2 separate regions of the Homo sapiens genome follow, and region 1 is linked to region 2. Evidence: chromatin loops called from intact Hi-C (ENCODE). Cell type or tissue: PC-3. All regions are shown on one strand. Links, peaks and the distances in the headings refer to the core of each region. The heading gives the core; the rest is flanking DNA. Region 1 has its middle 390 kb from the start of FAM133A. Region 2 has its middle 200 kb from the start of FAM133A.

The links. A loop is a pair of places that touch in the nucleus more often than their neighbours do. Peaks named below come from ENCODE experiments on the same cell type or tissue, not always from the same donor. Only the 100,000 strongest peaks of a DNase experiment are listed, where the experiment ranks them.
Region 1: a loop joins it to region 2, with 34 times the contacts of the local background. A loop is called at or near these places in 19 of 110 quality-filtered maps.

What each region holds. Positions count from the first base shown.
Region 1 is chrX:94,055,463-94,064,735 of GRCh38, forward strand. No RefSeq gene overlaps it. Among named protein-coding and RNA genes, the nearest start is that of FAM133A, 390 kb to the left of the region's middle. In PC-3, for the core only: a CTCF peak has its summit at 3,494 (motif pointing left); no DNase peak of the experiment used is centred there; H3K4me3 peaks cover 468 bases; H3K27ac peaks cover 343 bases.
Region 2 is chrX:93,870,302-93,879,574 of GRCh38, forward strand. No RefSeq gene overlaps it. Among named protein-coding and RNA genes, the nearest start is that of FAM133A, 200 kb to the left of the region's middle. In PC-3, for the core only: CTCF peaks have their summits at 4,448 (motif pointing right) and 4,650; no DNase peak of the experiment used is centred there.

The sequences.
Region 1 (9,273 bases), core at 432-8,431, 180 kb after region 2:
TCTAGAGTATCAGTCTTGTACTCTGTAAAATGGGATTTTTAAAAATAAGCTAAGCATCTATCTAGCACAGTGATTGCTTTGCTCTGTGTGCATAGTAAAATAGCCAATAATGATATTATGATTTGTGTTCCATATCAAAAATAGGAGATATTCAGGGATCAAAAGGAGACAAGTAAAGGGGACCTTTCTCATGTCTCCAACTTTTTCTCAGTATTCCCAGATTTAATATGTAGTAGGAAAATAGTCAGTGAGAAAGAAGCAAATGAAGAATTAACTCTGTATGTCTATGTTCAGGCATCTTGTTTTGGCTCTGCCACCCATCTTAAACGAGCCTTCACAGTCAAAGTAGAAGAGCATCAAAATTAGACATTGTTGAGAAATTCACTGCTGTTTCTGAATTATCTTGTAATTTTGAACCTTCTGCTATGAAATTAAATTATCTTCGTATTTTTGACAGTGAGATTAAATTTTGACAGCTATTAATGAATCACAGAGGAATTAACTATCAGGACAAAATAGTGGGTGTTGGAAAAAAGGCAAATTCATGTCTAGGAAAACATGTATAGCAGTAGAAACAATCCAAAAGCTTGGGAGAAAAAAAATCAGTAATGCAAATGGTAATTTATTAGTGAGCATTCTTGTTAACAAATTCAACAAATAGCACTATTCTCACAGGAGAAAATTTATGCAAATTCTATTCCCCAAAGAAAAATGGATGAAAGAAAAAACTTCCAGCCTTTTCTGAACATTCAGACATACAGGAAAATCAAATAACAATAAATAAATAAATAAATATAAAGAAAAGGAAAAGAAACACAAAGACACAACGTTTATTGAAACAGTGGAAAAGTTAATCTAAAAAAAACAAAATGATAAGAAATTTGACAAGTGTTAAGTGTGCCACTGGGACTTGAAACGTTACTAAGAATGGGGGTGAAATTAGTACTGAATTTAAAGTAGAGGAATAACAGGAGTTCTTATCTTTCTTATTAGGTTGTTACATAGAGTCCTACCATTATGAATCAAACTTAGCTTCCCAAGTTAGAACCATGAGATGTGTCTTGACTTAAGCTTGATCTGGGCATGTATAATGTTAATATATATAATTAACTGCAGTATAAAATCATTCTTCTGTATGAATATTTCTCTCTTGAATATCAACAGAAATTTTTTCCCCCAAAGGAAAATCACTAACCCATAGAACCTGAAATGTAAGTATTCTGGGGTTGAAACATTACTAAGATCATATGTAAAATTCCATTGAGTATGCCATCAAAGAAATCAACAGATAATTTACAAGTTCAAAGAAAAATAATAAATTAACAAAAAGAGAAATTATTTGCTGCAATTGCTTAATTATTAGCAATTAAATAAATGCAAATTAACATCATTTTAAGGTAGCTTTACACACTTATTTAACCACTAAGATATATAAAAAATATAAAATTTATACAAATCAATTTTAACCAACAGAACCGTAAAGTTCAGCATTCCTTAAATCTCCCCTTAGGATCAATTCCAAGGAATGGAATTGCTGTGTCAAAGGTCACGGACATGTTTAAGGCTTCTTGAACTTATGTTGAGCCCAGAAAGGTTCGGATTCTAACCAGCCTTGGGTATTTTCATACTTTTCTCACCTTGACAACTTTATGGATGGATAATCTTATTTTAGTTTGCATTTCTTTGGTACTAGTTCTTGAGCTTGAGCGGAGCTTGAAGACAATTAGACATGGTCTCTGCACTTGAGGAGCTTACCCAGACAACATGGAGGCAAGTCAGTAAACGTTAAGAGAAACATCACGTCAACATCATGTAATTTATACTTCCTATTTTGTACTGCTGCTCTCCTTGCTTCTGGACGAGAAAGGGTCACAAGGATACTATTAAACAGACCCATCCCAATCTGACAGCGAAATGTTAATTGAAAATCCATTTGCTAAAGAATTCCAAGAGATATGCAAATGCTGAACACGACTCTATTAACATTTCAACATGACTTTGCTTCACTGTTTTTTTTTAAGTTCTCAGGTTGTATTTTCCCTGATGCATCATGACTAAACCCTATGAAGGGTGGTTTGTGGTGGGACCGTGAATAGCAGCCAAGTGAGAAATACCAGATGGTGAGAGTGAGACTCCTGATCAGGCATTAACCACCCTTGACTTCTCTAGGAAGTGAGCAGTGGCCAGCCGCAGTGGCAGTTGCAGTAGCTGTAGAAGACATCCCAGGCTTTGAAATGCCAATTACTAGTAATCTCTACTAGGAATCTCTAGTACTAGCTGGCTCTTGCTGAACAACCTATCGACATGGCCTTTTCTCTACATTTATCGCCCCATTACATTCACACAAGTCTGTAATACAGTGATTATCCCCATTATTAAACATGAGAGAACAGAGGTTCAGAGAGACTAAATATTTTGCCTCCACTGCAGAGTAAGTGAGTTATAAGATTGGGATTTAAAACCACTTTCATGTGACTACAAAGCCTTTTTCTAGCATGTGGTAGTTACTAGTAGTAAAATAGACAACCTAGGTAAATCAGAGGGTCATCTTTGCCCAAACTGTAGGAATTGTACCTTCATTTTCCTCTCCTTTTCCTAGATGTAGAAATCTAATTTTCAGATTTTGTTTTTAATGGCTTTAAAGACAAACCTTTAATTTTTTGCAAAGACTGACTCACTCTGAGTTCCAAAGCATTTTATTTTTGTGGCAACCGTGAAGGTAAAATTAGAGTGAGGAAATCTGAATTAATCAGAGCAGGAAAACTTTGTTAACTAGATCATTGTTCTTATGATAATCTGCATCTCTGCTTCTTGTAGTAGAGCGATGTCTGCAGCACTGAGCTGAAATGACAGTTTGCAATGTGTACTCTGCTAACGGTTGCCTAGCAATAATTTATTAGAGATAATAAAACCTCATTGTTCCCTTTTAAAGGATTTCACGTTTTCAGATGATAATAAATATAATAAAAGGTAGACTGACATAAGCATTTTAATATTAAATATAAGGCTTAATAAAATGAATAGTCATATAGAGATGATTCAAACGTCTCCCTCATTATAATATTGCCTGAAATGTCTGCATTACAGACGATAAAACAAAGAAATGACACACGGAAATGTGAAATCCTCAAACTCAATACTGTTTTCTAATATCCCGAGACTGGGTTGCACGGTGTTCTAATTTGTGACAGCCTCCCTAAGGAAGCTTTTAAAGTGTATCAATACTGGCCCCAACCTGAGAAATTCTGCAGCCATAGATAATTTTTTTAAAGTACCCCAGATGACGTTAACGCAGGGTTGAATACCACAGCAGTAACTCACATAAAGCGTTATGTAATTTTTGGACATCAATGGATACTGCCTAATTGTGTGCTGTAAAGCCACGCGGACTCACTTGCTCTCCGGAAAAATTATTTACCTCTGGGCTGTTGCCTGAAAAAATCTTGAGTGTCCCAGGTTCAGGGAAAGGAAGCAGCATTAGTGCAGCCTGAAGGTATTGCCCTCTCGTGGTGGCTTCTTTAATAACAACGTCATGTGGTGCTGCTAATCTAAACCATTTTTTGGAGAATATTTACTTTTAAAAGACTAAACTTTTAAATTCTAATAGGATTTTCTGATTGACATTATTATTTAAGCGTTCTTTTTTATTTCATCATGATTAAATTATAAACTCAGGTCACTGCTTTCAAGTACAGTCCTCCCATGTTAACTGTGTGGGGTTTGTTCCAGGACCCCAGTGGATACCAAAACACTTGGATGCTCAAGTCCCTGATATAAAATGGAATAGTATTTGCATATAGTCTACACACCTCCCCTTGTATATTTTATATCATATCCAGATTACTTCTAATATCTAATATAATTTAAGTGCTATATAAATAGTTGTTTATATTGTATTGATTTTTGTTTGTATTACTTTGTGTTGTCATATCGTTGTATTCTTAATTTCTATTTCTTTCCAAGTATTTTGTCTCTGCTGTTGGTTGAATCTACAGATGTGGAAACCATGAATACAGAGGGCAACCGTATATAATTCCTGTCTCCTGATTGAAACAATTTGGGGTCCTCTCCTTCTTTGCCCTTATTAAAAGCCAAACCAATCAAACATTTGTTACAATGAATCTCAAGTCACTGGTTTGCTTTTCTTTCTGTTTTGCATGACATGACACCATTTTGGGGGTGAATTAAACATTATAACTTTCTTCTTGGCATTTTTATCTTTTCTCCTCATGCTTATTATTTGTTTTGTTTTCTTTTTACTCTGGGATATACATCTATGTGAACCTCTTTTGAAATGAATTTCAAAATCCATTGGGACAAGGTAGTTCAATTATTAAAGTAGAAGAAATTTTCTGTTCTGGTTACTTTTGTGGCATAGTCATGGTCTAAATCTCAATTTCCAGAAAGAAACAGATACATACAAGTGCAAGTTTCTGGGAAGTTACATTTGTTGCCGATTCAAGATAATGAAGCAAAATTAGAAAGATGCTTATTAAATGATGGTATTATGGCTCTGAACATAACCTAAGCATGTAATTCAAGTGGACATTTCAGTTTCTTGGAAGTGAGTTTCATGTGTGTAAGCAACTGGAAATTTCCTCCTCCTGTTATTCAGGCTCTTGAGGGCCAGACTTGAAGAAAATGACATTTGCATAGGGACTTAGGACATCATAATCTGTCATCTTGTTACCATGTTTTGCCTACCTTAATTTTTCTCATTACTTCAGCTGAAATCTTTACAAAACTCATTGCCACTTCATTTAGTCTTAAAACTTGAGATATTGATGGAGACTGTTTATCAGCTGCTGTATTCTGCATTAGAGATGGGTCTATTCAAAAGGACATGTAAACAAGAGATCCAACACACAAGAAGGCATCTAAAAAATCTTCAAGGTGACAGAGACTGGTGATAGAAATTCCTTAGACAGCCACTATATAGCAGGCCTAGGGAACAACCAGAATTACAGGACGAGATGAAAAGGCTCTGGGTGAGAGGTCTTCAGAGGAGCGATAAGAAGATACAAAATGTGTTGGAATGTATTGAGAGGATATTTATATAATCAAGGAAGGGTGTTGGTGGAGCTGAAAAATGTATAATACATGAAAGTCAAGACAACCATTAACTGAAAAGAAAAAAAAAGATCCAGCCTTCTCCAGGGAAGGAAACATAACCAAAAAGTAGACTATAAGTTTGTGTTGAGACTAGCTTTTAGCACAGTTGAGATAACATAAACAGTGAGCTGATTTATGATACAATAATGATGTAATATAACTAACGTTGAAGATAAGCAGAATTATGCTTATATGTAAGGATGTGGTGCTGAGTAAGTGAAAGAAAGTTGAATCCTTCTCTTCCGTAAGAGGAAGTCATTAGATAACACTTGCATTAGGCAGAGTCCAATCAGGAGACGGAAAAACCCTGTATTTAAGCAAAGAGAATTTAGCATAATTTTTTACTAGTTTATGAAGTTGTTAGCCATGTAATTAACTGAAAGAGTCAAAAGCAAATTGTATGATATCATGGAAGTAGAAAATAGAGGATGTAGCTATCCCCGTGGAGCCGATGAAACAAAAGGAAGAGGCTGAATGATTAAAACTTCAATGCTTTGAGGAGAGTGCCTTAACTGAAACTCAGCCCTCTGAAGAAGAGGGCATCTCTGCTAGTGGTGGTATTCATGAACTCAATGTAGGCTTTGTGGCAGCTGTGAAAGTGGACCAATCAAATCTCCCTTGAAGAGAGTACTTACTAATGGGAGCACTGTTAGCTGGCAGGCCCTTGCTTGAGACATCTTCAGTAGAAAGTAGAATCAGACTAAGATGCAGCTCTGAGAAAGTCCTAGCCTGCCCCACAGAGGGCTTTAGTGCAAAGGGTGCTCATAGAGGGGTCCTGCGCTGGTCAGAAATCATGAATTCTTGTACTGCTGTCATGTTCAATCATTGGCTGGGGACTTCTCAGTAATTCCACATCCTACAGCATTACATTATAGTACCTTTCCAGATGTTGAGTACACAAGTGGATATATGCATCTGGTGTTCATGGGAGGAATGTGAAGTGAAGATAGAAATGTGGTAGTTGTCAGCACATGGATGATGTTTAGCATCATGGGACTGGGCTTAGATATAGAAGAGAGATGAGTATTGAGCTCTTAGATGGAACAACCATATATGAGGGAAATCAGGACAGCATGATTTCAGCAAGCCAAGGGAAAAATGGAGTGGTCCACTCTGTCGAATGCTGGTAAGAGGTGGCATTACAAAAAGGAAAATAAATGATCAATGAGTCAGCTGAGAAGGGATTGAAGGAGAATATAGACAATTCATTGCAGAAAATTTGCTGTAAAGATAATTAATTGGGAGACCCCTGAAGAGGGACATGAGGCCAAAGATATTTTGTTTTGTATTGTTTTGTTTTGTTTTTTGCCTGGCATGATCTTGGCTCACTGCAACCTCTGCCTTTCAGGTTCCAGTGATTCTGGTGACTCAGCTAACTGTGTAGCTGGGATTACAGGCCCATGCCACCAAACCCAGCTAATTTTTGTATTTTTAATGGGGACGGGGTTTAGCCATGTTGGCCAGGCTTGTCTCAAACTCCTGGCCTCAAGTGACCCACCCACCTTGGCCTCCCAATGTGCTGGGATTATAGGCAAGAGCCACCATGCCTGGCCAATGTATTTTTGTTTTTTAAATTAAGAAGAGAGGCTCTGGATCTCTGGGAGACTGAGCACAGCACAAAATCAAACAGCAGCCTACAGAATAAAAAAGAAAATTAGAAAACCATACATTTCACAAGGGATTCATATAAAAAATTATGAGGAACATAACTCAATAGGAGAAAAACAATGTGATTTAAAAATGGCCAAAGGACGTGAATAGACATTTATCAAAAGAAGACAAAAATGGCCAACAGGTATATGAGAAGGTGCTCAACCTTATTAATAATCAGGTAATTGCAAATCAAAACCAATATGAGATATACCTCACACTCATTATGATGGTTATTATCAACAGGTCAAGAGATATGTTGGCGAGGGTGTGGAGAAAAGGACCCTTACACACTTTCGATAGGAATATAGATTAGTGCAGCCAGTGTGGAAAACAGTATTGCATTTCCTAAAGAAATTTAAAATAGCGCTACAGTATGATCTGACAATTCCTCTTTTGGGCATATATCATGAGGAAATGAAATTACCAGTTCATAAAAATATCTGCACCCCCATATGTTCATTCCAGCATCATTTACAATGGAAAAATGAAGGAAAAAACCTAAGTGCCCACTGACAGATGAATAGATAAAGAAACTGTGGTATGTAAATAATGGAATATTATTCAGCCTTTAAAAAGGAGATCCTGCCATTTGCCACAACACAGATGAAACTGTAGGACATTATGCTCAGTTAAATAAGCCAGACGCAGAAAGAAAAAATATTGCATGATATCGCTTATATGTGGAATCTAAAAGAGCAAAATATAAAAAGATAGAGGGTAAAACAGCGGTTGCCAGGGGTAGGGGTGGGGATGGAGGTGGGACTAAATGAGGAGAGGTAGGTCAGAGCTTGCAAAGTAGCAGATAAGTAGGATGAACAAGTCTAGAGATCTAATGTACAATATGAGAACTATAGCTTTAAAAAAATTGTATTGTATTGGGTTTCCTGTTAAATGAGTAGCTTTTAGCTGCTCTTGCTACAAAATCAACAACAAAGAAAATGGGTAACTATGTGAGATGATGGACATGTTAATTTGCTTCACTATAGTAACCATTTTACTATCTGTTAATATATCTATGCCATAACTTATGCCATAAATACACACAATAAAATTTACTTTTTTAAGGAAAATGATCCTAGAACAAGAGAACAAACTTGGATGCTGATTGGAATGGTCTAGCAGGAGGGATAAATATGTGATACACAAGAGAGAAAAAGATAGTTGCAAAGGAGCCATGTGTGGTGGCCCTTGCCTATGATCTCAGCACTTTGTGATGCTGAGGCAGAGGAATCACTTGAGCACAGGAGTTTAAGACCAGCCTGGATGACAAGGTGAGATCCCATCTCTTAAAAAATAATAGTGGCAAGACGGTACCCTTGAGTTAGTAGCAGTGTATAAGTGGAACGGTTATTCTCATTTGGGGTAAGAAACTCTTTCACTATAACAGACAAGTCAGGCCGGGCGCCGTGGCTCAAGCCTGTAATCCTAGCACTTTGGGAGGCCGAGGTGGGTGGATCATGAGGTTGGGAGATCAAGACCATACTGGCCAACACGGTAAAACCCTGTCTCTACTAAAAATTCAAAAAAAATTAGCCGGACGTGGTGGCGTGTGCCTGTAGTCCCAGCTACTCGGGAGGCTGAGGCAGGAGAATCGCTTGAACCAGGGAGGTGGAGGTTGCAGTGAGCCGAGATTGAGCCACTGCACTCCAGCCTGGAGACAGAGCAAGACTCCGTCTCAAAAAGAAAAAAAAAAAAAAAAACCAGACAAGTCAGAGTATATGAAAACAGATGCAGCAAATGGGAAGATATGACGTGGAAAACTTGTGTATGCCTGTATGCTTTCCTCTGATTCTTGTGAAGTAGAAAGCAAAAAGGAGGTTTTGGAGATTTTAGGAAAGAGGAAATTGGGAATCATCTAGGGAAATCTAGAAAATTGCAGAACTGTTCAAGTGTACCTGTTTTGCATTGTCTTTCGAAGATCATTTTACAAAGGTGAAATTGAAATTTGGAAGGTCAAATGCCTTATCCAAGATCAAACAGCTCCGCAATAGCTGGATTTCCCCTCAAATTCAGGTCCCTTGACTCTTATTCCAGAGCTCTTTCTGATCAAACATTTCTGTGTATTTCACTTGTGTTTTCAAAATGGTATTTTCTTTCCAAATGCTCAAGCTTCTGCTTAAAATATATCTTTTGATGTGGAGGAGGACTTCTCCCAATGCACTGCTCTTAAGCATGGGCAGTCTTGCAAAAACAAGAAATTCTTCTCCAAGGAGTGGTTCTGTAAGCAGAAACTCAATAACTTGACTTTCAAATGCATTGCAAACACAAAGTAGCCCATAGACATTGGAATTAGAATGCATTCTGAAACAGATGAGTGGGCTGAGATATTTTATGGGTGGTGAGTTTGACAGTTATTGATTACTACTAAATCATGTATGAAGGACAACAGGAAGTAAGATAAAAAATTCAAATATATGAAATTTCAAATATATTCACTGCCTCACCATTATTCTGTGTGTTGAAAAGATATGTTCTAAAAATGCCGGGTAATGCATGTAATATAGTCCA
Region 2 (9,273 bases), core at 814-8,813:
ATCAGCAGTGTTCCAAGCAAAAGTCAAAAACTTGCTTCTGTCTTTTATTAGTTTAGTCCATTTCATGAACATTTGTTTTGCTTGATATTCATAAACATTTTAGCTTTTCATGAGTTCTGTACATTTTTCTGTTATGAGAAACCTGCATTTGAGAGAACCTGTTAAAATCCCACAGTTAGATTATAAACCATCTTTTGAAGAGAATTAAAACAAGACAATGATTGTCTCTAAATGACAAAATGCCCAATTTGGATATAGTCAGAAACACAATTGACAAAGAAATTTGGTTATTTTTGTGGTTTACAGTAACCCAACATAACAACCTTAATTGTGATTGATAGCACATATTTAGACATTAGAGCCTTAGACATCCCATATGGTTTTGGAGCACAGGTTAATATTAGTGACCAAAATATAACCTGAAGAATATTAGACATAACCTTGGCAATCCCATGCACCTAAACATATTAAATAATCTTGTTTACTTCTCTTCCGGATGTTCCAGGGACCCTCTGCAGCACACAAAAGCTAGGCATAAGGTAAGACAAACTTGAAACTGAAATTTGATTTTGGGAGAATATGTTGGAGGTTTAAAACACTTGATATCATTAAATAGAATTTTAGATTACCATAAGTCACTTCTTTTGCCAAAATGATGACTTAAGAATTTGAAAAAGCAAAAACCTTCATTAGCCCTTATTATTACATGAAAATCCTGCTCAAGAGAGAGAAAGCTAAATTTCACCCTTGCATTAGTTTACTATTAATGTTAACCTCAATTTTAATGAAACTTTATATACAATTCTATTGAATCTTAACCAGTTTGATCACGAGGTAAGATTTTTCACAAACCTTTTATAACCCTCTTGAATTTAGTCAATACATTCACACACAGAACTTGTTTTGCAAGATTAATTTTTACAATTTTTTTTTCACAATTTGCTTAAACCTTCTTTATTTTATCTAACTTAAGACAATTCTTGGCCAAGTGTGGTGGCTCACACCTGTAATCCCAGCACTTTGGGAGGCCGAGGCAGGCGGATCACCTGAGGTCGGGAGTTTGAGACCCGCCTGACCAACATGGAGAAACCCTGTCTCTACTAAAAATACAAAATTAGCCGGGCGTGGTGGTGCGTGCCTGTAGTCCCAGCTACTTGGGAAGCTGAGGCAGGAGAATCACTTGAACCTGGGAGGCGGAGGTTGCAGTGAGCGGAGATCGTGCCATTGCACTCCCACCTGGGCAGCAAGAGCAAAACTCTGGCTCAAAAAAAAAAAAAAAAAAAAGGACAATTCTTCATCTGTAGGCAAAATGTATATTTCCATGCCTTTTTATAAACTTTTACTATGAACACGTTTTACTGTTTTGCATACCTTGGGGGTAAATTTACTTCCAGTAGTTTTAATTACATATTATAATGGTAATTCTTAGCAATTCTTCACTTGATTGTAAAACCTGGTAAGTTGTTTTAATTATGTGCTAGGTGCAGATAAAGTTTGACTCTTTCCAGCATAGTTAGGGGCATGGATACTTCTATATATCTCCCTTTTATGTTTTCCCAAGGAGTCCCAGGCCACCAGAAGTTATTCTGGGGCCTTTTATGCACGCACTGAGAGGGGCAAGACAGAGTGGAGAAAAGTAATTTAGTTGACTTAGAAAAAATCCTTTTCCAGAGAAACAAGATTTTGAAGAGAAAAACATACAGGACTTTTGAATATATTCATAGCTTGGATATCCACTCTTAATTAAGCTGAGCACACTTTGAAAAAATTCTTTTTCATTAATTAAAACTCTAGAGAAGGTAAACACTGATTCTTATCATTTCTTTTACCGATTTACACCACTATCTGTTCGCAATCATGTTCAGGTTCTCTAGTTGACTCTGGGAAAGTGGCTGGGTTCAGGCAAGGGCAGGTTTTTTCTTTTACTGGACTGCAGATCCCTCTAGCAGCAAAGCTTGATATTTGACGAGGCAATTGTTTATTAGCCAGAGACTTCCCTTAAAGGACAGCAGCTCTGCTATACTCTGTGGGGTGCAAACAGTGAAGTTCTTACCCATGGTTAACCCACTGGCTGTTGAGCTGGACCTCAAGCCTCAGCCAAAACTCCCAGGACTATTTCCTTCCTTTCTGATACATATAGATTAAATACCTTCCCTATGAGAAGACTGAGGGCGGATGCTTTAAGTAGGGCTTGCTTTAGCTGGTTTAAGGCTTTTATGTTTTAGGTTCCCAAGTTAGGGAATGAGTTCTAGATGCTTAAGCTTCTTTTGTGAGGTGTTGTAAAGAATGAGCTATTTCACTGTACCCAGGTACCCACAGTCTTCAAAATTCAGTAATGCCCAAGAATCCCCTTAACTGTTAAAATGGACTTAATTATTTCCTCATCTGGTGTTTTGATTCCTTCTGACCAGACTAGACCTAGGTGCTTTACTGAAGTTTGACAAAACTGAGCTTTAGATGTTGAGACCCTATATTCCCTTTCAGCTAAGAAATTGAGAGCCTTAGTACCTTCTTGAGACCACCTCAGTTGGGGTACGGAGAACAGTATTATTTAGATATTGCAAAGTTTCAACTTGAGGGTGAGAAAACTTGAAATGTCTTTACACAGAACCTGTTTCAGCAACTTCTTTTTGATATCGGGGGCTTCCTGAGTAATGAACCTTTTTTTTTTTCTTTTTTATTGAATTGGGAGACAGGAGTGTGTTTCACTGAAGCTCTTCTCTGCCTTTCCAAAAAGGCAGGGGAATCTTCTTCTGGTTTCTGGTTCAACAAGAACAGTTTAGCGTAATTAAGAGGTTTGGTTCTGGTTCTTTGCGAGCCTTTTAAAATGCAGATCAGAAAGTGTTTCTTTTCCACTTATCTATGTGATTACTAGGGCTCCAATTAGGGTTTTCAAGGGGCACTGTTTCTCTTTCTGTTGGGAATGGGGATCCTGTCTCTTTTTCACCTTCTTTTATTTTAGACTTCTTCCTTTAAGACTTTTAGACTGGCTATAGGAGATATGCTGTTTATCACCTAATGTTTCTGCTGCCTGTAAGGCTGCCTGCTTTTCTGCAACAGTTAGGGTTTGGCTTAAAAGTAGCATAGCATCTCTCCATGTTAGATTAAACGCTTGCGTTAAATTTTGAAAAGCCTCTTTATGTTTATCAGAGTCATCAGAGAACTTGCCTAGGTCCCCCTAAGGTCCTGAAATGAGAAGGGAACTTGAATCCTAGTGACACCATGCCCATCAGGCATTTCTTGGGGGGGCAACAGCAAAGTTGGCAATTTCTTGAGTGGCACAACCAGAGGAGCTAATGATTTGGCTATTGGGAGCCCCTAAGAAGTGGGTCAGGTAGGGAACCCAGAAGTTGCATTTTAGGGTTCCCCAATGGTTTGTCTCTCTGACTTTGGGTAATCATCCTTTGTAGGCTTGCTTGACATGGCTGCTAAAAGGGCAGGGTCAACTGTACAATACTTACAAAGATTCGAGTTTTCCCAAAAAGCAAAAAAAGCCTGTACATAGGAAACCTTGGAGCACTTGCCCTCCCACTTACAGAAAATATCTAGTTGTTGAATAGTATAGAAATCAAGACTTCCCTCAGAAAGCCAGGTTTGTTCATCCCCAAGATGGGAACAAGGCCATGCCCCTGTGCAATAGAATATAAGCCAGAAGTCTCAGGGTCAAAGGCGTTCCAGTGATTCAAAATGCACTCAAGGGGAGTACTAACTGCAGATGGTTTGTTACTCATCTAGAAGGAGAAAGGGAGACAAGGTGTCCCTTATTCCTCTTCCTCCCATTTGTGTGACCCAGGGTGGAGAGAAAGAGAGAAAGTGTGTCCCCCTTCTCCTCCTTCCCCCTCTCCTCTGGGTCTCAGCAACCATCATAAGTGCCTCCCTATGGATACAAGTGTGACCTTTTATCCATGGTCCCAGAAAAGCTAGTCAGTAGGATTTCAAAACCTGTTCAAAACCTTACCATTCTGTCCTGCTGGATTCCTAGATCCACCTAGCCCAGAAGGCTCCCACGGTACCCCAGAGGCTTGGGAGAGATTATGTAGTAGTTGGACCTGGGCAAGAGTTTTAAATGGAGGGAGTGTCCTAACACCATTTCTGGCTTCCCTTGCTATGGCTCCAGCAAAAAATCAAAATCCCATAGAATGGGACTGAATAAATTCTAAATGTAAAATTCATTTTCTGTTTAAATTCCAATGTAATTGAATGCAAAACAGCTGCCTCAAAGAGTGTAAAAATTGAATGGCTGCCTCTCCTTTGATGGGGACAGTATTGAAGCTAAAATCTGTCTTATCAAAATGTCTTCCTCCTGACTGTTGAAAGTGGAGTTTTTCTGTCTACAAAGAGGACATGGGGTCTGATCACTGATAGAAGACCAAAAATGGAAAAGAATTGGGAGACTGGAAGTCTGGGAGAGAGAACGGACACGGCTCCCTACGGAGAAAAAAATCCCATTCCACTAGGTGGCACTGTAGGGTTAGAAATGTTAGGTAAACACTTCAAATTCTTTTCAGGCAAAAATTAGAGAGTTTTGGGGTTTGATAGGCTGTCCCTATAGCATGCCCCCCAGCATAAGAAAATTAACTTATCTCATAAAGGAACTGTTTAAATTTATTGGAAAATGATGAACTCTTATACGAAGAGAGAAACAATCCAAATGGAGCGGGGGATAGTCACTCGGGGTGAAGTATCCTCCCATACGATGCTATAAATGTCCATCATTGAGGGATAAAAGGGACCTTACTAGGTAAATACTTAAACGAAAATCTTGAATTCCCCCTGTTTCTAGGAAATCAGAAAAACAATAACTCTTCGAATTACATTCCTTATTACTAAGAAACCAACTGACTCTACCCAGCAAGACTATATTTCTAGGTTGCAAAAACACCTGCAACATTGTATACGATGGGATAGGAGACTCGATAGCCGTGAGAGGAAAGAAGGAAAATTCGATAGGAAAAGACTGGAAATCCTTGTGCCGACACCCTGACAGGCTGTCAAGGACTGGAGTTAGTCTACAGACCTTCAGATAATACTGGGGTGTAGCCCCAGCCAGAAATCTTCAGTCGCCCTAGGACCTTCTTCCAATCCCACGTGACGACTTAGGCCCTCCATGGAAGGAAACTAGATTGGAATAGACAAGAAGTCTCAGAAATGAAAGTAAAGAGTTAACATTAAAGGTCCACTCTTATTCATCCTTTTAATGAATTATCTTCTTCCCAGTCAATACACTAAGATGTAAGTCTTTCGTTGTCTGAGATAATGCCTGGAGTTCTTGGTCCTACCTCCAAGACGATTAAGGAGAGTGGACACAAAGGTGAGGTTAGAGTGAAAGTTTAATAAGTGAAAGAAAAAAGCTCTCTGTCAGCAGCGAGGGGGTCTCAAATGGGAGTACCCACTATGAGGCTGGGGTCAAGGGATTTTATGAATTGGGAAGAGAAAAAGATATGCTTAGTCTGCGGGCTGCCTTGGCAAATACATGACTCAGCTTGGCCTGGGACCTTGGTCCAGGAACAATCAGGAGCTGAAGTGATGAATCATAGAAGCCAGACTTATAGTCCTAACAAAGGAAAGTAGAGTGCCCACCGGAACCCACTGGAGCCCACTGTGCCCATGCCCACAAAAGGAGAAGAAACTTTTCCTGGGACTCCACTGACTATGCAAAGGACAAAGGCATTTCCATACCAGGCCTTGTTCCCTTGTCTGAGTGAGCTCTGGAGGTTTGTACAAGTTTTTATCCACATGGGCTAAAGGTTTTTTCTATCTGCAGCCATGGGCATGCAGCCAGGCACAATACCCTGTGCTAGTTTCCTTATCTGTGCTTGCAGCTTGAATTTTTTTCCCGGGCTGCTTTTTATGTTATGTGGGAATGAGACACTGACCAATGGGCCATGGGCTCTCCAGGACCCTTCCCTTGTTATCTACCTAAGAAAGCTATCTAATCTCCTTTGGGAGATTTTAATACCCCACTGACAATATTAGACAGAGCAGCAAGATAGAAAATTAACAAAGATATCCAGGATCTGAGCTCAGCTCTGGATCAGCTGGACCTGATAGGTATCTACAGAACTCTCTACTCAAAACCAACAGAATATACATTCTTCTCATTGCCACATGACACTTACTCTAAAATTGATCATATAATTGGGAGTAAAACACTCCTCAGCAAAGGCAAAAGAACAGAAATCATAACAGTGTCTCAGACCACAGCACAATCAAATTAGAACTCACGATGAAGAAACACACTCAAAACCACACAACTACATGGCAATTGAACAACCTGCTCCTGAATGACTACTGGGTAAATAAAGAAATTAAGGCAGAAATCAAGACGTTATTTAAAGGTAATGAGAACAAATAGACAATGCACCAGAATCTCTGGAATGCAGCTAAAGCAGTGTTAAGAGGAAAATTCATAGCACTAAATGCCCACATCAAAAAGCTAGAAAGATCTCAAGTTGACAACCTAACATCACAACTAAAAGAACTAGAGAAACAAAAGTAAACAAATGCCAATGCAAGTAGAAGAAAGGACATAACCAAAATCAAAGTATAACTGAAGGTAATGGAGACAGTAAAAACCCTTCAAAAAATCAACAAATCTGGGAGCTGATTTTCCAGAAAAAATTAATAAAATAGATAGACCCCTAGCTAGACTAATAAAGAAAAGAGAGAGGAATCAAATAGATACAATCAGAAGTGATAAGAGGGATATTACCACTGAGGCCACAGGAATACGACCAACCATCAGAGAATACTATAAACACATCTATGCAAAGAAACTAGAAAATCTAAGAAGAAACGGATACATTCCTGGACACATACACCCTCTGAAGACAGAACTAGGATGAAATTGAATCCCTGAATAACAATAACAAGTTCTGAAATTGAGGCAGTAATAAACAATCTACTAACCAAAAAAAGCTCAGGACCAGGCAAATTCACAGTTGAATTCTTTGAAAGGCACAAAGAAGAGCTGGTACCATTTCTACTGAAAGTATTCCAAACAATTGAAAAGGAGGAACTCCTCCCTAAGTCATTTTATGAGGTCAGAATCATCCTATACGAAAACCTGACAAAGATAAAACAAAAAAGAAAACTTTAGACCAATATGCCTGATGAATATCAATGCAAAAATCCTCAATAAAATAGTTTCAAACCAAATGCAGCAGCACTTCAAAAAGCTTATCTACCATGATCAAATTTTCTTCATCCTCGGGATGCAAGGTTGGTTCTACATACACAAATCAATAAATCTCATTTGTCACATAAACAGATCTAAGGACAAAATCCACATGATTATCTCAATAAACACAGAAAAGGCCTTTGATAAAATTTAATGATCTTCATGTTTAAAACTCTCAAAAACTAGGTATTGAAGGAACTTATCTCAAAATAATGAGAGCCATATATGAGAAACCCACAGCCAATATCCTACTGAATGGGCAAAAGTTGGAAGCATTCCCCTTGAAAAAAGGCACAGGAAAAGGGTGCCCTCTCTCACTACTTTTATCCAACAAATTATTGGAATTTCTGGCCAAGGCAATCAGGCAAGAGAAAAAAAACAAAGGGTATTCAAATAAGAAGTGAGGAAGTCAAATTATCTTCGTTTGCAGGTGACATAATCCTATGTCTAGAAAACTCCATTGTCTCAGGCTAAAAGTTTCTAAAGCTGATAATCAACTTCAGCAAAGTCTCAGGATACAAAATCAATGTGCAAAAATTGCTAGCATTTCTATACACCAACAACAGGCAAGCAGAGAGCCAAATCATGAATGAATTTTCATCCACAATTGCTACAAAGAGAATAAAATACCCAGGAATACAGCTAACAAGGGAAGCAAAGGACCTCTTCAAGGAGAACTGCAAACCATTGTTAGGAAATCAGAGAGGACATGAATAAATGGAAAAACATACCATGCTCATAGATAGGAAGAATCAATATCATAAAAATGGCCATAGTGCACAAAGCAATTTATAGATTCAATTTTATTCCCATTAAACTACCATTAACATTCTTCACAGAATGAGAAAAAAACTATTTTAAAATTTATATGGAACCAAAGAAAAAAAATAGAGCCTAAATAGCCAAAACAATTCTAAGCAAAAAGAACAAAGCTGGAGGCATTATGCTACCTGACTTTAAACTGTACTACCAGGCTACAGTAACCAAAACAGCATGGTCCTAGTACAAAAACAGACACATAAGCCAATGGAACAGAATAGAGAACTCAGAAATAAGACCACACACCTACAACAATCTGATCTTTGACAAACCTGACAGAAACAAGCAATGGGGAAGCGATTCCCTATCTAATAATGGTGCTCAGAGAACTGGCTAGCCATATGCCAAAAATTGAAACTAGACCTTTTCCTTACACTTTATACAAAAATTATCTCAAGATGGATTAAAGACTTAAATGTATAACCCAAAACTATAAAACTCCTAGAAGAAATTCTAGGCAATACCATGCAGGACATAGGCACCAACAAAGATTTCATGATGAAGATGTCAAAAGTAATTGCAACAAAAGCAAAAATTGACACATTGGATCTAATTAAACTAAAGAGCTTCTGCACAGCAAAGAAACTATCATCAGAATGAACAGACAACCTACAGAACGGTAGAAAAAATTTGCAGTCTCTCCATTGGGCAAAGGGCTTATATTCAGAGTCTACAAGTAACTTAAACAAATTTCCATGAAAAAAAATACATCCCCATTAAAAAATGAGCAAGGACATGAACAGGCACTTCTCAAAAGAAGCCATTTATGTGGCCAACAAACATATGAAAAAAATCTCAACATCACCTATCGTTAGAGAAATGCAAATCAAAACCACAATGAGATACCAACTCATGCCAGTTGGAATGACAATTATTAAAAAGTCAAGAAACAACAGATGCTGGCGGGGTTGCATAGAAAAAGGAACATTTTTACACTCTTGGTGGTAGTGTAAATTAGTTCAACCATTGTGGATGACAATGTGATGATTTCTCAAAGATCTAGAAGCAGAAATACCATTTGACCTAGCAATCCCATTACTGGGTATATACCCAAGAAAATATAAATCATTCTATTATAAAGATACATGCACATATATGTTCATTGCAGCACTTTTTACAATAGCAAAGACATGGAATCAACCCAAATGCCCATCAATGATAGACTGTATAAAGAAAATGTGGTACTTATACACCAAGGAATGCTATGCAGCCAAGGAAAGAATGAGATCACGTCCTTTGCAGAGACATGGATGGAGCTGTAAGCCATTATCTTC